Linked DNA regions of Homo sapiens: regions 1, 2 and 4 are each linked to region 3. A link is a contact called in ENCODE Hi-C or POLR2A ChIA-PET data. All regions are on one chromosome and are shown on one strand. Each heading gives the region's core, a stretch centred on a gene start or an enhancer-like site at or near the end of the contact. The rest is flanking DNA. Distances are from core to core; before and after follow the strand shown.

Region 1 (4,966 bases), core at 1,837-4,336, 250 kb after region 3:
GAATAGACGTCATTGGGAGGATGGGGGAAATGAGTTAAGAGGGGTCCCGAAATCTGTAGAGTGCTGGTTTGGGGGCTCGCCATCCCAAATCTGTTCCAGCCTGTCCTGAGGAAAATGGAGTGTAATTAAGGGTGAGCACCCTTAATTCTTGAGCTGTCTTTCCAGATACACCTCGCTGCTTGGAGATTCAGTGAACCTAAGAAAAGGTGCAAAAACTATTTAGGTCAACTTGGAGAGCAGGGGAAGGAAGAAATAAGAAATAAAGAGGTACCGAAAGCTGGAACATACTTCGGAGAAACACCTAGGCCAGCCCTCTCACTGGAAACACAGCACAGCACAGAACAAAACAGACACAGCTCCTGTCCCCGGGCTGACAGCCAAGTAGGAGAGATGAATGTTCAACAATCTTGCACATAAGCAGTAAGTGCCATGGTGTTAGCCAGCGTTCTCCAGAGAAACAGAACCAATAGGATGGATATACAGAGATATAGAAAAAGATTTATTATGAGGCATTAGCTCCCATGATTATGGACGCTGAGAAGTACCCAGGATCTGCCCTCCGCAAGCTGGAGTAGTTCCAGTCCGCGTCTGAAGGTGCAAGAATCAGAGCATGGATGTCTGAAGCAGGGAAAATATGGTGTCCCACCTCAAAGAAGAGCAAATTTGCCCTTCCTCTGCCTTTTTATTCTATTCAGGTCCTTAACAGATTAAATTATGCCTGCCCATAGCGGTGAGGGCGGTCTTCTTTACTCAGTCTACTGATTCAAATACTAATCTCTTCCAGAAACAGCCTCACAAATACACCTAGAAATAACATTTTACCAGCTATTTGAGCATCCCTTAGCCCAGTCAAGTTGACACTTAAAATTAACCATCACGGTGGCTCAAGCCTGTAATCCCAGCACTTTGGGAGGCCGAGGCGGGCGGATCACTTGAGGCCGGGAGTTCCAGACCTGCCTGACCAACATGGTGAAACCCCGTCTCTACTAAAAATACAAAATTAGCTGGGCGTGGTGGCGGGCACCTGTAATCCCAGCTACTCCGGAGGCTGAGGTAGGAGAATTGCTTGAACCCAGGAGACGGAAATTGCAGTGAGCCGAAGGTTGCAGTGAGCTGAGATTGCGTCACTGCGCTCCAGCCTGGGCAACAGAGCGAGACTCCGTCTCAAAAAAAAAAAAAAAAAAATTAACCATCACAACCATAAAGAGAAAATGAAATGGAGGATGTCAGTGAGATATTTAACAGGCAGCTGTAATTTTCGCAAGGGATGGATAAGAGAAAGCTTCTCCAAGGAAGTAGCTTTTTTATTTGTTTGTTTGTTTGTTTTGAGACGGAGTCTCACTCTGTCACCCAGGCTGGAGTGCAGTAGCATGATCTCGGCTCACTGCAACCTCTGCCTCCCAGGTTCAAGCCATTCTCCTACCTCAGCCTCATGAGTAGCTGGGATTACAGGCGCATGCCACCAAACCTGGCTAATTTTTGTATTTTTAGTAGAGATGGGGTTTCACCATGTGGGCCAGGCTGGTCTCACACTCCTGACCTCATGTGATCTGCCCGCCTCGGCCTCCCAAAGTGTTGAGATTACAGGCGTGAGCCACTGTGCCTGGCGGGAAGTAGCTTTTAAACTGAGGGAAGGCTGGGCACCACTGGAGGCTCATGCCTGTAATCTCAGCACTTTGGGAGGCCGAGATGGGAGGATCATTTGAGCTCAGGAGTTTGAGACCAGCCTGGGCAACGTAAGGGAGACTTTGTTTCTACTAAAAGTAATAATAATAATTAAAAAATAGCCTGCTTGGTGTTACGGGACTATGGTCCCAGCTACTTCAGGGCGGAGGTGAGAGAATCACTTGAGCCCAGGAGTCTGAGGCTGTAGCGAGCTGTGACAGCACCACTGCACTCCAGCCTGGGCGACAGAGTGAGACCCTATCTCAAAATAAATAAACTGAGGGGAGTTTGTCGGTGGAGAGTTAGGGGAAAGGGATAAGTTGCAGGGAGAGGAAACAGTAATGAAAGAGTGCCAGCTTGTTAGAGCAGCAGAGTAAGGCAAGTGGCTGGAGGCCAGTGACTAAGGGGGACAGAGCTGGGGATGCGCGAGAGGAGCACTCAGCCCAATCCACAGGCCCTTGTGCCAGACTCTGTGCCGATGACTTTTTTCCTTTGTCTCTTCTTTCAGCAGCCATCTAAGGTGGGCACTATTTTAGTATTGAGGAAACTGAGGCTCTAAAAGGTTAAGTAGGCCAGGTGTGGTGGCTCGCGCCTGTAATCCCAGCACTTTGGGAGGCCAAGGCAGGCGGATCACATGAGGTCAGGAGTTCGAGACCAGACTGGCCAACATAATGAAACCCCGTCTCTACTAAAAATACAAAAATTAGCCCAGCATGGTGGCCTATGCCTGTAATCCCAGCTACTCAGGAGGCTGAGGCAGGAGAACCACTTGAACCTGAGAGGTGGAGGTTGCAGTTAGCGAAGATTGCACCACTACACTCCAACCTGGGCAGCAGAGCAAGACTCCGTCTCAAAAAATAATACAAAATAAAAAATAAATAAAAGGTTAAGTAAACATGTCCAGTGTCACACAGCTGAGAAGTAGCAGAGCATGGATTTGCATCCAGACCAGTGTGGCCTCAAAGTCCTTACACTGAGCTGCTATGTTATTGCTTCCCAGAGAAGTTGAGCTACCCAGAGGTGAAGGGATTTGCCCTTCATTTCATGGCTTGCTGCAGAGCTGGGACCCCCGCCTCAGAGAGTTCTGTAGATACTGTGAAGGGAGACAGGGCCTAAGGAAGGGGAGAGGGACAGGGAGGGCGGAGAAAATGCCCCTGCAGCAGCATTCCCTGAAGACCTTGCCTGTGCCCACACCCTGCCCATGTCTTTGTGCCTTTGTGTGCAAGAGTCCTTCTTGCCCAAGCTGGAACTTAGGGTTTGCTGGGGTAGAAAGATGCAGAAGTTTATAAGTGTCCACTTCTAGGGGTGTGCTGCTGGCCAGCAGCCACCGCCCTGAGGGCTGTAGGAGGGCTGGCCACTGGGGCAGCCCAGATTAGCTGGATTTTGTGTGCTGTGCCTGTTGCTAAGTAACGCTGCTCCTGCTCTCACCAGGGGAGCCAGCTCTGGTTACCGGTGACAACCCTCAAGGGAGAGTGCCTGGAGAGACATGAGGCAGGCGGGAGGGAACTGAAGGAAGCCAAGCCCTTCCCCACACAGGTTTATATGGCAGAGGGGTAGGTATTCCTTAGCTCTCTGGTGTTCTGTCTTGTGTGTGTGTGGTTTTTGTTTTTTGAGACAGGGTCTCATTCTGTTGCCCAGGCTTGAATGCAGTGATGCAACCATAGCTCATTGCAGCCTCAGCCTCCCTGGCTCAAGTGATCCTCCCACTTTTGCCTCCCAAGTAGCTGGGACTACAGGTGTATGCCACCATGCCTGGCTAATTTTTGTATGTTTTGTAGAGACGGGGTTTCACTCTGTTGCCCAGGCTGGTCTCAAACTCCTGAGCTCAAGCAATCCACCCACCTCAGCCTCCCAAAATGTTGGATTACAGGTGTGGGCCACCACACCGGCCGTCTCTGGAGTACATTAGGGGCCTGTTTCCCCTGTGCCTTGGCCATGGGCTCAGAACTGCAGGACCCACAGGCACACAAGGAGGGTGCAAAGTCATGGGCAGGGTCTGGGCACAGGCAGGGTCTTCAGGGAATGCTGCTGCAGGCGTTTGGAGGGGAATTCTGCCCCCACATCTGAGCACCAAGGAGAGAGGTGGAGTGTGTGTGCATGTATGCGTCCCTCCTGTCATTGGACAGGCAATCTGTGGTCAGGCAGATGGGGCAACTCACTCACTTTCCACTGCTCTTTTAGAAAATGTCCCACACTTCTCCAGCTGGGGGCTTCCCACCTGTCAGAAGGTCCTGGAATCAGAGTAAACAGGTCCTAGCTCCCTGGGAGTGCCTATTATGCCTATTCCACTAAAGGATTTGGGGAATACTAGAGAGATAATTTCACTTAAAGCATTAATATTTTTAGGGAGAAGTTGAATTTTGGTCTTTTTGTTTTTGTTTTTGTTTTTGTTTTTTAAAATGGAGTCTCGCTTTGTCACCCAGGCTGGAGTGCAGTGGCACCATCTTGGCTCACTGCAACCTCCGCTTCCCGGGTTCAAGTAATTCTCTGCTTCAGCCTCCCAAGTAGCTGGGATTACAAGCGCCCACCACCACGCCCAGCTAATTTTTGTATTTTTAGTAGAGACGGGGTTTCACCATCTTGGCCAGGCTGGTCTTGAACTCCTGACCTCGTAATCCACCCACCTCGGCCTCCCAAAGTGCTGGGATTACAGGCATGAGCTACCGCGCCTGGCCTGGTCTTTTTGTCTTTTAAGCAGGTATCTTTTTTGTTTTTTTGTTTTGTTTGAGACGGAGTCTTGCTCTGTCACGAGGCTGGAGTGCAGTGGCTCAATCTCAGCTCACTGCAACCTCCGCCTCCTGGGTTCAAGCAAGTCTCCTGCCTCAGCCTCCCAAGTTGCTGGGACTACAGGCATGAGCCACCACGCCCAGCTAATTTTTGTATTTTTAGTAAAGACGGGGTTTCACTATGTTGGCCAGGATGGTCTCGATCACTTGACCTCATGATCTGCCTGCATCAGCCTCCCAAAGTGCTGGGATTACAGGCGTGAGCCACTGCTCCCGGCCCCTTAAGCAGGTATCTTAAAGGCACAGAATTGGCATGGCCATAATCATTCATACTTCTCTCTTCTTTTTTTTTTTTTTTTTTTTTTTTTTTGGAGACAGGGTCTCACTTTGTCACCCAGACTGGAGTGTAGTGGCACAATCTTGGCTCACTGCAGCCTCAACCTCCTGGGCTCAAGCGATCCTCCCATCTCAAACTCCCGAGTAGCTGGGACTAAAGGCACATGCCACCACGCCCGGCTAATTTTTGTATTTTTTGTAGAGACAGGATTTCATCATGTTGCCCAGGCTGGTCTCAA
Region 2 (5,488 bases), core at 2,364-4,863, 210 kb before region 3:
TCAGGCTTCAGGAGCTCCCTCCTGTCCTCCCTCCACACTGGGAACAACTCAAGAGTGCAGGTTAATCCCTGGGCCTGGAACAAAGGCATTCTGCATTCCAAGGCAATCAGAGACAGCTCCCACCTGAAGGGAGGCTCTCCCGGCAGAAGGAAGAGGCTGGGTTCAGCTGTCCCCTGGGGAGGAGGCTGGCTGTCATCCTGCTTACTCATCCTGCGTGCTTTGGTTTCTCTCACATAGTTGCCTGAACCATCACCCTTTGTTCTAATCTTCTTATGAAGGTTGTGCCTTCCCCACTCGGCTCTTCTAGGGAAACAGAACACCTCTGGGCACCACCATGGGACATGAGCCATGGTCACCAGAGAGGTTTCACCTGAGAATAACCATCCAGGGTAGATAGGGTGGCCTGCCTATGAACATGACCCTCTCCTGGGATAGGTGGTCGCTGGCAGAGGTAGACTCAGAGGCAGAGAGGGCTGGACTCACAGGAGAGAAAAGAACAGGGCCCAGCCTAGGGCAGCTGTCTGAAAGCAGGCCAGGAACAACAGGCACCTCCCACACCAGGACAAAGAAAGACATAGACAATCAATGGCAAATGAGCCAGGTGCAAACTTCCCCTTTTAGTGGTGGTGGGGCCTGGGAAGAAGTGGAATCAGAAATAGATCTTCCGGCAGCAGCAGGATTCCCTCCTCTCTAACTCCCCCTCCACTGTCTTAGAAGCCCTTCATCACCTCTCATGAGTCCTCCCAGCTGACCTCACTCTATGGGGTCACTGGACTTGGTTCCCAGAGCATGCCTGGCAGCTGGGAATGGGAATTTTTTTAAAAAACCTCTTAGTAGATATATAAGAGAATGTCATATAAATTTAGCAAAAGGAGATACACTGGTGTCAGGAAATTAAACATGGCACTTTATATTGCTGGTGCTGTCTGATGCACACACCAAGCCTAGATTGAATAAGATGTTGAAGTTAAACCATCCTCTGATAGACTAAATGAATTACATTACATATTTTATTCAGGGATGAGTTCACCCCCACACTTAAAAAGACAGGAACTCATTAGTGAAAAAGGAACTGATGCAGTTGGCACTGCTGGTTAATAGCAGCTGCCCCTGTGTGTGTACCCCAGAGAACAGCCTGAGACCCAGCAGAGGATGGGCAGGGGAACCTGACTCCATAAGAGGGAGAGCAGTCTTCTGGGCTCCTGCCAAGAACTCAGAGGTTGGATCCTCTCTCCAACCACCTTTCCTTCCAATCACTCAGACAACATGCTGCCTCCCCCACTGGGCGGAGCTCTGTCTGCCCCATGCTGCTGCTCAGCAGAGTGGCTGCAAGCTTGCAAATTGCTCTTCTGATCCTGTTGCTCTTCTGCCTTCTGCGGCTCTGTGTGGCATCTGGGAGCAGGGCAAACCTCTATACATGGCTTCCTAAGTCCTTACTAATGTGGCACAAGCCTGCAATGTTGGTTTCATTTCTCTTACCGGTCTCTGAACCACCCTCCTCCCCCACACACATACCCTGCACTTGTGTCCCTGTTCTTGACGCTTCTTGTGGGCCTCTACATACAAAATGTCTTCATACTTTCCTATGATAATATTAGCTTACCTTCGGTGAGAAATTATATGCCAGATGCCTTGCTAAGACCTTCAATTAATTATCTCACTGAAGCCTCACAATAGCACTTTGAGGCCGGTGCTATGTTCACTCCCAGTTTACAGGTGTAAAAACAAGGCACAAAGGGTTTAAGAAAGTGCAGAGGGACACCCAGGTGCTTGGTCATGAACCTGAGCCCTCTGTCTCCAAAGTCCATGCTCTTAACCAGGGGTTGGCAAATGTTTTCTTTAAAGGGACAAATAGTGACTATTTTAGGCTTTGCAGGGCATACAATCTCTGTTGTAACTACTCAGCTCTGTCTTTGTAGTGTGAAAGCAGCCGTGGACATTGGACATTGACACAGACATAGGACACTGGGTAAATGCATATAGCTCCCACCTGAATTGCCAACCCTTCTTACCCATCCTAGCATCATTCATGCCAAGCCTAAAGCCTCTATCCCAAGAGAGTAGAGTGGGTCGGAGCACATACCAGAAGGAACACTTCTTTCCCAGAACTGGGTGGAAGCACATTCTTGGTCAACCATTGTGCAACCAGGGTGGAGGGAGGGGAGCTGCTTCCGTTGTCTTGAGAAGGTATCTCGTTCTTGCCAGACGCTGAGTTAGCACCTCCTTTAGACAGGGAACACCCTGTTCTCCTGGATGCTGTGTCCCCCCCTCCAAATGTTGGAGAAATGGGACTGCTTTTAAAATAGTAACAAGAGCTTTCCTGAGGCTCTTCTTAGCATGGGAGTTTGTTCTTCCTCCTGCGGTTGCTCATTTATCCATAGGTTCTCACAGAACAATATTGCCCAGGATTGCTCTCCATTCTCCTCATGCACAGTGCTTAATGCATGGACTGGAGAAGTGAAGCTCATTCCTCTGTAAACCAAGCACACTCACCTTTGTCAGCCTGCCCACCCTCCCAGAAGGTGTATATGGATTTGAGATTTCAAGCACTGAGATCAGAAATTAAAATGTGGAATTGACATGTTACATCATCACACTTGTAAGGGCACAATTTTATGATTCACAGCTTCCATATGCCCCTTGACTTTCCCTACACACCCAATTAAACTGTCTGACTCTTGATTCTTAAGAAATGTCAAAATCTGTGGGAATAAAAATCCAGTGAATTCCTTAATGATTTTTATATCACTCATTTTCCGTTGTTTAAATTAAGCTCTATGTAAATGCTCCAAAACAGCAGGGAGAAGGTGTCTATAAATTTCAACTGGAAAGGCAGATTTACATGAGACTAAGCTCAATAGGAAAGCAAGCACTGGAGAGAGAGGTGCAGATATGGAAAGAAACTCCTGGCAGAAGTCAGGTCTCTGAGCACCCTGGGCAATGTCTGCTCCCTTCATTTTAGGTAAACGGCATGTGGGCAGGTGATCACACAGTACACAGAACAAATGTTGCTCCTACAGTGTAAAGACTCAACTCCTCTGTCCCTCTTGCCTGACAAAGGAGGGTTAGATCCCCAAAGCAGACCCCGTTCCTATGTCCAGGACACAAGGGAGGACAGCCAGGAGCTCCAGAAGAACTGGTCCAAATGCAGTGGAAAAAACACAACAGGCTACTTCTTGCTCAGGCCATCGGGCAAATGCCCATACGCCCTCAGGAAGGATCCCACTCAGAGGGTGAGGCTGGTGCAAGTGGAGTAGAAAACCTGTGTGGGAAGGGGGCACACAGGGAGTGTCTGATGAAGAAGAAGGAGGGGACAATTATCACAGATCAGCTCCTTGTCTCCTTTGTTTGAGGACATGACTAACTCATGACTTCAGTGAATGTATACCCGGGCTTATTGTGTTAGGATCAAGTCAAGGCTGGAAGGCAGGAGAATTTCTCTATGACTAAAGGAAGCCAAAAAGCAATCTTCATATTTCATACCTTTCTAGAAACTGGGTGTGATCTCACTGTTGGTAAAGCCCAGCCCTTCCCAACCTGCAAGCTCACCTTCCAGGACTGGGCCCAGCCCATGCTCTCCATATATAAGCTGCTGCCCCGAGCCTGATTCCTAGTCCTGCTTCTCTTCCCTCTCTCCTCCAGCCTCTCACACTCTCCTCAGCTCTCTCATCTCCTGGAACCATGGCCAGCACATCCACCACCATCAGGAGCCACAGCAGCAGCCGCCGGGGTTTCAGTGCCAACTCAGCCAGGCTCCCTGGGGTCAGCCGCTCTGGCTTCAGCAGCGTCTCCGTGTCCCGCTCCAGGGGCAGTGGTGGCCTGGGTGGTGCATGTGGAGGAGCTGGCTTTGGCAGCCGCAGTCTGTATGGCCTGGGGGGCTCCAAGAGGATCTCCATTGGAGGGGGCAGCTGTGCCATCAGTGGCGGCTATGGCAGCAGAGCCGGAGGCAGCTATGGCTTTGGTGGCGCCGGGAGTGGATTTGGTTTCGGTGGTGGAGCCGGCATTGGCTTTGGTCTGGGTGGTGGAGCCGGCCTTGCTGGTGGCTTTGGGGGCCCTGGCTTCCCTGTGTGCCCCCCTGGAGGCATCCAAGAGGTCACCGTCAACCAGAGTCTCCTGACTCCCCTCAACCTGCAAATCGATCCCACCATCCAGCGGGTGCGGGCTGAGGAGCGTGAACAGATCAAGACCCTCAACAACAAGTTTGCCTCCTTCATCGACAAGGTGAGCCAGTGCCATGCCCTCCATGGGGCACTTCAGGGTCCCCAGACCAGAGGAGCAACACCTTCCTGCCAGGGAGACCTAGGAGGGAGGGAGAAGAGGACTCAGCCCAGCTCTGCAGAGAGTGCAGATGGCTGCTGGTGCCCAGCAAGCAGCAGGGATGGGCATCACTCCCCCATGGGATCTCTGGAGTGGCCCTCACTCCTGCCTAGGGAGAACCATAACTTTTCATAACCCTGAAGCACAGATGAGGCCATCAGAGAATGGAGTAGGTTAACTCTTCCCTTTGAAGCGTCAAAGAAAATGCCAGGAGTACACGGGCTGGTAAATTACACTCTGGGGTCTGGATAAGAGGAAAAAATATTGGAAACAAAAGAAAGGATATTTTGGCTAGATTAAGAAAAAAAAGACTTAAAACGTTTATACGTTATGTGGAAATGTTAATTAATCCTCAAAACAAAGAATGACCATAACATCAGGATGTTTTAGAGGAGAGACTTGCACAAATGGGAAATAAGACGGGAATCAAATCATTGGGCAACATTTAACATCTCTTCTAACTGAGGTCCTATCAGTAATAAAAACTGTGTAAAATTTATCAGATGAATACTATTTTATAACTATGTTTGTAATTTTGGCTGGGAAAAGAAGGAAAAGACATGTTGAAACTCATTAATATGTCCAATAACTTAGAGAGTGAGAACACCTGAATGGTCCGTGGGACAATTCCTCTAGTGAGATTGGTGGGGTACAAAGGAGAAGGGGTTGGGGGAGCAGAGCTCAGCCTGAGCCTCTCTACATGCACTGTAGTAGCCCAGCACCATGGGAACCTCCCGGACCTGCCAGGAAACCGGATACCAGACACTTTTTCTTCCTTCCCTTGCCTGGAAAATGATCATCTTGTCTCTCTTTCAGGTGCGGTTCCTGGAGCAGCAGAACAAGGTTCTGGAAACAAAGTGGACCCTGCTGCAGGAGCAGGGCACCAAGACTGTGAGGCAGAACCTGGAGCCGTTGTTCGAGCAGTACATCAACAACCTCAGGAGGCAGCTGGACAGCATTGTCGGGGAACGGGGCCGCCTGGACTCAGAGCTCAGAGGCATGCAGGACCTGGTGGAGGACTTCAAGAACAAGTGAGTTAAACAGGAGAAATGGACTCAGTTTCCTGCAGCACACACTTCAAGACTATTGGGTGACCAGGGCCAGAAGGGGGTAATATTCCTAACAACCCATGTCCGTGGAAATGAAGAGCACAAATTAGTCCCTAGGAGCA
Region 3 (4,925 bases), core at 1,442-3,941:
GGATCGCTTCAGCCCAGGAGGTTGAGGCTGCAGTGAGCTATAATCCTGCCACTGCACTCTAGCCTGGGTGATAGAGCAAGACTTCATCACTACAAAAATAAATTTAAAATTAAATAAGAAGGAAAAAAAGAATCTTCACAATTTAGATCTAGAGGAGGGCAGGACTGAGGCCCAGAAACAGGTGAAGAGTTTGGACAAGGTAAGAATAAGACTGGGAACAGGATCAAGGCCCTTCCTTCCTTACTCCAGGCTGGTCTGGTTGATCTCTTACAGCTGAAATCACAGCAGGAAGGACTGCATTTAGACTCCACAAGAGACTTCCAAGGGGTTATGCAGAATGCCACATGCCAATGGTCAAAAACAGGGCCCAATACATCTCAGGACAGGACACACCAACCAGGACCATGCAGCCTCAACCCCATCACATCTACTCTGTGGCAGACCCTGAGGATGGATGAGACCTTCACTGCCCTCCTGGGGCTCAGATAGAGACATGACCACAGCCAAGTTAGCATCTGACATGTTTAAATACAACGGAGTGTGAGGCAGGCATGCAGAGCCAACAGAGGACTCACACCTTATAGTGCCCTTCTGCTGAGAAGCAATGACTGAACTGAGGACAGCCCTCCTCCCTTCAGAAGCCACCCGACTCACAAAGCTTATAAATGGGCTGGGGAATGACTCTCCATAAATGCACTGGGCAGTTTCCTCCCACCCCAGTCTGGAATGTGGCCCATGGCCAGGGGAGCCTCTCAGGGAATTAGTCTCCAAACCACAAACATTGCTTGTGATCCACAGGGCCCTGGCCCAGGAAGAAACTCAAACCTGACCCCAAAGCCCTGGGGATCTTCTGGATTGACATCAGGCAAGTCCAGGTTCGGTATTTGAAAAGGGAAAATGTGAGCAACAGTCCTGAGTGACGCAGGTTGCAGAATGTACATCCTAGATCCTGCCTACAATTCCCACAAAGTTCCCTTGTTGACATGATCATCATAGCAGGAGCTGGAGAAAATTGGGCTTGAATAGCAGAGAATCTCATGATCCCCTAGCAAAATGCAAGGAGCACAGAGCTGGACTAAAGAATCTTGAAAGAATCTTCAGGCAGCTTGTTTGCATTTGCGAGTGTTGGCAGGTCAGTATTTATCAACCAGGGCTGATGTGTGAGCCCAGTGGGGTCATGCCCCCTACCCCTCAGGAGGGTGGCATCCGGCTAGCCAAGTTTCAGTCCCATTCCTCTTGCATGAGACTTTTCTGTTTACACAAGAAGAGGGCCTTTTGGATACCTGTCCTCTGGGCAGGCACCCAGAAGAACACAGCAGACACTCTGGCACTAGAGTGCCTTAAAAAGTAAAGCCCAAGCCTCTGGCCAATGACGCACTTCAGCCCCACCCAGGGACATAGAAAGCAGAAACTATTGTTGCATTGATGATGTAATTTCATGCAATAGAAAGGAATGTGGGCTCACTGTACAGAAGCTTCTCTTGGGTCTGTGTGGCAGGGAAAGAACCCAGAAATCCAGCCTTTATCTAGCCACCCCACTCTATCTTCCGACCACCAAAATCCAATGCCTTGTAAAAACTCGGACCAACTTACACCCTGGATCTGAAGTAGAGACAGAGCTGGAGCCTCCGTCTGATTTCACAGCCCACAATTTCCTCCACCATAGTGTGTTGTTCCTCTGCCCGCCACCAGATCATATTAACACAACTCGGTGGCCCAATTGTGTGTTAAACCAGAACCCAAGCTTGGGCCACCCAATTGTGTTCATCTCTCTCCAGCCCCCATCTGCAAGGGCCACCTGTCTTCAAATGCCCCATCAGGGTGATAGAAGGCACTGGCCCAATCCCCATCTCACCCTTTTCTGTTTCTGCTCGGTTTCCTCGTCTATGGCCCACCTCCCTACCCAGAACCTCATCTCCAGGAATCCTAGAGTGTCTTCCTCACCATCCTGTCCCCTGAACCAAGCACTATGAGGCCATTCAGTAAGTATGTGTAGAGTGAATGGATGGATGGAGAATGGAATTCTCAGCTCTGCTGCCCAGAAGCTATGGGCCCCAGGCTAGACTCTTCTGCATGAATGAACCCTTTCTCTCGCTTTCCCCATGGACTCCGGGCTCCCCATCCTAAAGACTCTGGTTCTATAATATCGAATCATCATATACTTAAGTCACATAGACCCTCACAGCAGGAGGGGAGGAGGTTGCTTCCTGGTACTGTTCTCGCCCTGACCCCTCCACCGCAGCCAGGTTTGTCTGTGCTCTGGGAATGGCCTGGAGAATCCGGGTTTAAACTCCTGGCAGCTCAGACCACTCCACAACTTTTTATTGCAGAGAAGTCCCTGGAAAGAAGGGGTGGGAACAGTTCAGAGGGGCAGGGTTCTTGGTCCAGGTAAGCTGGCCACCTCTACCCAATGGCACCAGCGTCCAGGCCATCTGCACTGGGGATGGTCAGTCATAGTCCTGTAAGCTGTGCTCCAACGCCTCACGTCCCGGTGTGGGAGGCAAAAAGGAAAGATGATGTGGGGTCAGCTCTATGGGAGGGGGCATCTGACACAAGAGGGCTAAGTCTTTAGGGCAGAAGCTGAGGGTTCCTTGTCTTCTCCGGAGGGAGGCGGGAAGGGTTCAACATCTGCGGGAGCTGTGTAGCTAAAGCCCACGGACACAGCCGGGAGAGCCGCAGAGCGCGTAGCCGCCGCCAGGGGCGCTCGTCTCCAGGGCGCCGGAGCCTGCTCGGGGCTGGAGCAGGCAGGCGGAGCCCGGCTGAACGGAGGACGACTGTCCGAGGGAGGAAAGCCCTTCCTCCCCCCACCCCAAGCCCCAGAAGACAGACTTGCAGACATCTCCTCCAGATACACAGACCCTCCTCCCCACCAGGAGACAGATGTACAAACTCCCCGAAAGGAACAGGTAAACAGACCTCTCCCCAGAGAACAGACCACAGGACCCCCTTCCCCACACACGCAAACGCAGTCACCCCCGAGAGAAGAAATAGCCCCCGACAAAAGGAGAGGCACAGAGGGAGCTGTCACAGACACAGGAACAGAAACACAGCCCTTCTGCCTTCTCAAGAGGAGGCACGCCAAGGTGTGGACGGGGAAGGAGGGAATAAGGAGAATAAGATAATAAGATAAGATCCGACCATGCCAGCCTACTGTTTACTTACTGATGCTCCTTGCCCCAAATCCCAGACCAAGCCAGCGGAAAGAAGGAAGCAGGTGAGTCCATCTGTCTACTAGGTTTGGTATTCTGCATTCCCCAGGACACACACTCCTGACCCTCCCAGACAGCAGTCCTTCCACCCTGCAAGCTCCCTGGCGCTCTCTGATCACTCCTGCCTTAAATTCATATAACTCACTTTTGTTGATGACTTTTTGGAGGAAAGAGAAGACCAAAAAAAAAAAAAAAAAAACTACACTTTCTTTGGCCTGACTTGATCTTGGAAGGTGAGACCGTGAGGGAACATTTTAAACCTCTACAGGAGACCCCAGAGCAGGTAGCTCCATAATCTGAAGACTAGTGTGTGTCCCTAAAGCTGTCACTTAACCTCTCTGAAACTTACCCCTCATCTGTAAAATGGGGATAATAGGACCTCCCTGCCAGGGTTTTGTGAGGTGTTAAAGGAGGTGATCAATGCAATATGCCTGTGGCATGGGTGATCAGTTCCCCCTCCCTCCCCTAGCCTGGTGACAGCCCTTGTCTCCTACTGTTGTCTACTGAGTTGAAAGCCAAGCCCCACCTGGTCATGTAACCCCACCTTCCCCAGGCCTGGGGAGAGGGGCAGAGTTGAGAAGAAGGCACTTCACACAGAGACCTTATTCCCACTGGCTAGGCCTTGGTCCCTGCAGCTGTCTCCATGGACAAACCGGCCCCTGGTCTCTGATACTGGGGTGGATGACTATGGGTCACCCCGTCCCAGGTGCCAAAAGTACACATCAGCTAGAACTTTTTGTTCAAAGGGCTGTAAGATGGTGAGAGAAACCTAGCTCTAGAGGAACGAGTTCCTGGATACCTAGGTCATCTCTCTCCACCCTTCCCTGGCTGATGAGCGTGGTGCTGCCCTGTGCCCCTGCACTCCTCACTGCAGCCACATCTGAAGCACTTCCCAGCTGACCCATCATCCACTCTCTTCACCCTCCAGCAGCTTGTGGCAGGCAGCAATCTCAAAGTCCAGGCCCCACTTGACGATCACAGCTCTCAGTACTCACACAGCTGCTACATCACATCCTGCTTAGCTCGCTGCAGGGCAGCCTCCAGCCAAGCCAGCTTGCCCTTGGTGCTGCCAGAGCCACCCTCCTCCTGCAGAGCTGGCGGGTCCTTGACTTCCTCTAGTTCACAGGGCGTAGGGAGCGAAGGGTAGACCAAGGACAGAAGGACATTATTGGCCCTCACTCCTTCCCCCTTAAGGATCCAGACCTTGCTCTGAGGCTGCAGAGCCAATGAGGGATTGGAGATTGTCCATGGTTGCAAGGAGTGAGCACACCTGTTCCAAAACTTGTGTTTGTTTGTCTGTATGGCAAGATGAAAAGAACCTGCCCACCTGTCTACCTTCAGGGTGAAGATTTGAAACCGGCTATCTAGGATGGCTGAGAGAGAGCCTTTTACGTCTAGTATGGAGAAACTCCTAATATGAGCCAGGATCCCAGAAGCATCCAATGCTCTTTGGCATGTAATGCTGTGGTTATTGTTTCCTAAGGAAAACTAGCAAGAAGAATATCCATTCCTCACGGGAACCTAGAGTTTATACTCTTCAGGAGGAAAAATAATAAGACCTTGGTGAAGTGTATTTGCTGCTTGGGGAACCAGAACAGCTGTGGCTGGTGGGACCCTGACCATGATGGCCCACCCACTCACTCTGCCCCCTCAGAACCTCAGCAGCTTATCCCTTCTCAGAGTCACCCATTCCTGTACAAGGGAGATCTCTCTCCA
Region 4 (5,019 bases), core at 1,661-4,160, 210 kb after region 3:
GGCAGGAGGATAACTTAAATGTGGGAGGCTGAGGCTGCAGTGAGCTGAGATCATGCCACTGTGCTCCAGCCTGAGTGACAAAGCGAGACCCTGTCTCAAAAAAAACAAAAATACAAAGTAATAAAATAAATTTAAAAAAAAAAAGACAAGTACCTTTGGCTAAAGGGCAAAGAATGGCTCTAAACCGTATTGGGGTCACAAACTGCTCTGAGAAGTGAATGAAGCCATGAAGACTGGGCTTTAAAAACATGACTCTCACACACACACATATACCAAATCTCACCTATTTCTAGAGACACCCACATCCACAGACTCCAGGGTAAAAACTTGTGGATTTAAGGCACAAAGGCTGGGCACGGAAGTCAGTTAAAGACCACTACAGTAGATGTAGTTACAGAAGCAGCATAATCAGGTGTGGGCGGTTTTTCATGTCCTACAGTCCTGGGTTTGAATCCCACCTCATCTACATCTTGCTCTATGACCTTAAGCGAATCACTCAACCTCTCTGAACTTCTTATCTGTAAATGGGGATAGTAGTGAGAATTAAGGTAACACATGTAAAATACAGTAGAATAGTGGTTGAAAACGATGACTTGAAAGCCAGACAACCTGGAATGGAACCCCAGCTCTGCCACTTGCTCCATGCTCATGATCTTGGGCAAGCTGCTTAACACCTATCTGCCACATATACAAAAGAGATAATAATGGCTACCTTGAAAGGGTTGAGGGCTGAATGAGCTAGCATGTATAAAACACTTAAATAAGTACCTGACAAATGGTAAATATCCACTAAGTATTAGCTGCTATAATTCATTATTACATTGTTACTGCCAAGAGATGATGCAAGGCTATAACACAGCAGTGGTAGAGAGAGTAGGAAGGAGAGAACAAGAGACTTGAGAACTAGAACATAATAACTAAATACATGCCCAGAGGGAGAGGGAGCTTCAAGTTCCTTATAACTCAGAGTATTCAGCTTGCAAACCTCCCCTGACTGGGAATTCACTAGCTCTCACAACAACCAGTCAATGTTCAGGAAGTTCTATTCAGTTATTCTGATTTATTTATTTATTTTATTTATGAAATGGGGTCTCACTCCATCACCCAGGCTGCAATACAGTGACACAATCTCTACTCACTGCAACTTCTGCCTCCCAGGCTCCCATCCCAGCCTCCCAAGCAGCTGGGAACACAGGCGAACACCACCACACCTGGCTAATTTTTTGTATTTTTGGTAAAGAAAGGGTTTTGCCATGTTACCCAGGCTGGTCTCGAACTCCTGAGCTCAAGAGATCCACCCGCCTCGGCCTCCCAAAGTGCTGGGATTACCGCACCCAGTCCAGTTATTCTTTCTGCTGAAGAATCTGTCTCTTAGTGCTTCAAACCACTTTTAGTTTTAGTTTTGGTACCCAAAGCCACACAAAATAAGTCTCACCTCTTTTCCACAAGTGAGTTTTTATTTAGGGGCAGCTATTCCACCACCCCCTCACCCCTTCTACAGGCTGAAGGTCCCCAGTCCTCAAAAACATGTCTGTTCCACATCACATCTTATCTGCATGGAATCCTAGCAGCTCTCCTCTAAGTATATTTCACTCATCTGGTTGACAGATGGTGAATATAAAAAGTATATTTCAGTTTGTGTCTGCCCCTTTTAAACTGTTGCTCAGCACAGGATACAGGGCAACGGTCTGTGGACCGCACAGAGATCAGGCCAGCTCTGCCTCTCAGCTGGCGATCAGCTCGCGTCTACCTGTACTATCAAGCACCATCACGTTTTGTTTTTGTCTCTACCACTAGGCAAACAATTCCTATATTCTGCTTATAGGGCAGAGACTATATTCCATTCATCACTATAATGGTAATTCCTAGTACCTTCTACAAAACAACTGCTCAATTGAGCCCAACCCAGGAATTCCAGGTTCTTCCAGGGGTTGCTGGATTAGTTTCTCCTACATGCTTGGATCAAGAAGGAGAAGGGCTCTCTTGCTCGTTTTGCCCTCCAGTTTTACTCCATCCAGCAGTTTTCTTCCCATCTAGAGACTCCCGGCTCTGGTCCGGCTCCCTTTCTTCCACGACTTCTCCCTCTTGTGTCCCCCGCAATCGTTCACACAAGCCACACATCTCACTTGTGCCCCAAGCCTGGGCTCCTCCCTCATTCTACGTGCTATTTTAGGATCCACTCCTCCAAGAAGTCAGTCCTGACCAACCCCATTCTCCTTCCCACAGCTGCCACATTTGGTCTGTGAAAACCTTGTTGTCCCCTGCCCCACACAGTGAGCAGTGAGCAAGCAGGGCCCACCAGAGTAGGGTCTGGAAAGTCTCGTCCCTCTTGTCCCCCCGAGTGGCAGAGGCTAACAGCCGCCTTCTCAAGCCTGGCTGGAGCACAGGGTGCGCCCATTCCCACCTTGAGTGTAGAGTTTGGAGCACGGATTCCTCAAGCTCGGCTCATGCCCTTCCTCCTCCTCCTCACGCCCTGGTGCGACCTCCGCAGGTACGCTTCAACCTCCGCACGGCGCTGAGCCACAAGAGACCAGCTAAAAGCAAAACCAGAAAACTTACTTGGCTCCATATCAAGAGACTCGGGACGGACGCAGGAAGGAATTCCCGCCCGGGTCCCGTATCCCCCGCCGCCACTACGCGCGAACCTCCACAGTCCACGTAACCAGGGAGGAACGGACTCCTCGGGTGTCTCGGGGGCGGCGCCCCGCGCCCAGGCTGGCTGGACTCGGAAGCTGGAGGAGCGCCCGCGTTCCACTGCCCCGGGGGATGCCCACGCCGGCACAGGAGAGGGGGCACACGGTTAAAACAGCTCCCACCTCCCCCAACCACAGTCCACGACCAGCCTCTCAGATGCCACCACTCTCCCGGCAGGCTCCAGACCACCTGGGTCGGAGGCTGAGCCGGGACCGGAAGCCGCACCGCCCCCCGCGCGCCGGGAAGCTCACCAGATCCCACGGCCCCGGAGGGGGCACCTGCCCAGCTCGCCGGGCCCCCGCACGCATGTAGCCGCCCACAACATCCGCGTAGTCACAGAAGCACACGCAGATAGTCATGCGTTGCTCTCTGATCTGGGGGCTGCTCCTTTCGTGGTTATGTCTCGGATTTTAAGAGTTGATGGTGATGAAGATCCCCCTCATGTGGACGAGTCCATTCAGCCCACCACCGAGAACGCTGTGGTGTTTCGGCCCGTACAACTCACTTCCGCCATAGAGACTGGAGGGAAGGAGGAGCCCTACGGGCTCTCGGCCGCCTCCCTAGGCCGAGCGGAGTCATCGGCGGCGAGCCTGGCCGGGAGACGCTGACGCGGTGCCCAACTCAGTCCGGACTGAGAGGTCTGGAAGGAACACTGATCACCGCAAGATGAGGGGCGTACCCCGTAGAGAGAGGTCCTGGAGATGAGCCCACACCGCTGTACTGCAGGACGCCCAGTGGATGGCAAAACTTGAGTTTGTTGAATGTGCGTAACAGACGGGATCCCTGGCCCTCCACCCACACAGATGCTGGAGAAAGGGGCTTCATCTCTCAGTGTTGCCTTTATGCAGCAGCACTACTTGATACCCCATGGTGACCAATCTGGTGACAGTCCTTCGGAGGCTAGTAATTCGGCCATTGCTTCTCTGCGTGACCCTCAACATCACTCATCCTTTCTGATGCTCTCTATAAACAGGTGGCTGTTGTGAGGATCACAGGAGATAACTCATATGAAAGATTTCTGTGACCTGTAAAGTCTAATATGAATACAAGTGTATTTTTAGTGCTGTGTAACTTCCTGGAGCGCATTTGGTTCTCCATGTAGATTGTAAGCCCAGAGCAGACAGGGCTTCGAGAGCTCGGTTAATGCACCCACCTCCAATAGGAGGCAGTATTTTTTTTTTTTTTTTTTTTTTTTTTTTTTTTGAGACGGCGTCTCGCTCTGTCGCCCAGGCTGGAGTGCAGTGGCGCTATCTCGGCTCACTGCAAGCTCCGCCTCCTGGGTTCACGTCATTCTCCTGCCTCAGCCTCCCGAGTAGCTGGGACTACAGGCGCCCACCACCACGCCCGGCTAATTTTTTTTGTATTTTTTTTAGTAGAGACGGGTTTTCACCGTGTTAGCCAGGATGGTCTCGATATCCTGACCTCGTGATCTGCCCGCCTCGGCCTCCCAAAGTGCTGGGATTACAGGCGTGAGCCACCGCGACCGGCCAGGAGGCATTCTTAAGGTGTTAGCTGGGGATTACCATGCTCATTTTCTGGCCCATTGGGGTGCCTCACGCCTGTGATCCCAACATTTTGGAAGGCTTAGGACAGAGCATCACCTGGGGCCGGGGGTTCAAGACCAGCCTGGTCGACATAGTGAGACTCCCATCTTTAAAATAAAAATTAAAAATTTAGCTGGGCGTGTTGGTGTACCCCTGTAGTCCCAGCTACTTCAGAGGCTGAGGTGGAGGATCACCTGAGCCCAGGAGGTTGAAGCTGCAGTGAGCTATAATCACGCCACTGCATTGCAGGCTGAATGACAAAACAAGATCCTGTCTCAAAAAGAAAAAAAAAAAAAAGTCGGGTGTGATGGCTCATGCCTGTAATCCCGGTACTTTGGGAGGTCGAGGCTGATGGATCACTCGAGGTCAGGAGTTTGAGACCAGCCTGGCCAATATGGTGAAACCTCATCTCTACCAAAAATACAAAAAAAAAAAAAAAGCCAGGTGTGGTGTCAGGCACCTGTAATCCCAGCTACTTGGGAGGCTGAGGCAGAAGAATTGCTTGAACCTGGGAGGTGGAGGTTGCAATGAGCTGAGACTGCACCACGGCACTCCAGCCTGGGCAACGGAGAGAAACCCTGTCTCAAAAAAAAAAAAAAAGCTGATTTTTCTAACACATGCTTTTATTTCCCAAAACGATAATAGATAACATTTATTAGGTGGAATGGAAAGGTCATGATTTTAAATACCATATATGTGTACATATAAATTTAAACCTGATACTAATCAATCCTGCAATATAGATAAGAAATTGGGCCGGGCATGGTGGCTCACGCCTGTA

What was found. Hi-C counts contacts between places; a loop is a spot of excess contacts on that map. ChIA-PET counts read pairs that join two places held with the same protein, here RNA polymerase II (POLR2A). Pooled maps may share reads with other maps.
Region 1: a map of sigmoid colon shows a loop between it and region 3 (2.8-fold over the local background). The contact joins the enhancer-like site here to the promoter of KRT86-AS2 in region 3. A Hi-C loop is called at or near these places in 1 of 168 maps with a recorded cell type or tissue (sigmoid colon) and 5 of 50 pooled maps. POLR2A ChIA-PET finds 5 or more read pairs at or near these places in 3 of 52 experiments (Panc1, activated CD4-positive, alpha-beta T cell and naive thymus-derived CD8-positive, alpha-beta T cell).
Region 2: POLR2A ChIA-PET joins it to region 3 with 24 read pairs in MCF 10A. The contact joins the promoter of KRT6A here to the promoter of KRT86-AS2 in region 3. A Hi-C loop is called at or near these places in 1 of 50 pooled maps. POLR2A ChIA-PET finds 5 or more read pairs at or near these places in 2 of 52 experiments (BJ and MCF 10A).
Region 4: a loop to region 3 is called in a pooled map, with 2.9 times the contacts of the local background. The contact joins the promoter of ATG101 here to the promoter of KRT86-AS2 in region 3. A Hi-C loop is called at or near these places in 1 of 50 pooled maps. POLR2A ChIA-PET finds 5 or more read pairs at or near these places in 3 of 52 experiments (A549, H1 and activated CD4-positive, alpha-beta T cell).

The regions. Positions count from the first base shown.
Region 1 is chr12:52,027,998-52,032,963 of GRCh38, reverse strand. It overlaps LOC124902934 (a long non-coding RNA gene), which reads right to left. Exons shown (of 2, transcript XR_007063311.1): 2 at 1-196. It also overlaps a transcript of NR4A1 not described here. Among named protein-coding and RNA genes, the nearest start is that of NR4A1, 21 kb to the left of the region's middle. Within about 2 kb of position 3,086, at least 7 of the 41 ENCODE cell types and tissues checked have a DNase peak (open chromatin) inside an H3K27ac peak, as active enhancers do.
Region 2 is chr12:52,491,382-52,496,869 of GRCh38, reverse strand. KRT6A (keratin 6A) reads left to right here and starts at 3,613. Exons shown (of 9, transcript NM_005554.4): 1 at 3,613-4,221; 2 at 5,134-5,348. The coding sequence starts at 3,682.
Region 3 is chr12:52,276,922-52,281,846 of GRCh38, reverse strand. KRT86-AS2 (KRT86 antisense RNA 2) reads left to right here and starts at 2,691. Exons shown (of 2, transcript NR_199073.1): 1 at 2,691-2,906. The region is part of intron 2 of KRT86 (keratin 86); the gene reads right to left. RefSeq lists an enhancer at 571-1,770.
Region 4 is chr12:52,067,869-52,072,887 of GRCh38, reverse strand. ATG101 (autophagy related 101) reads right to left here and starts at 2,910. Exons shown (of 4, transcript NM_021934.5): 1 at 2,646-2,910; 2 at 2,405-2,534. RefSeq lists enhancers at 2,562-3,277, 3,155-3,444.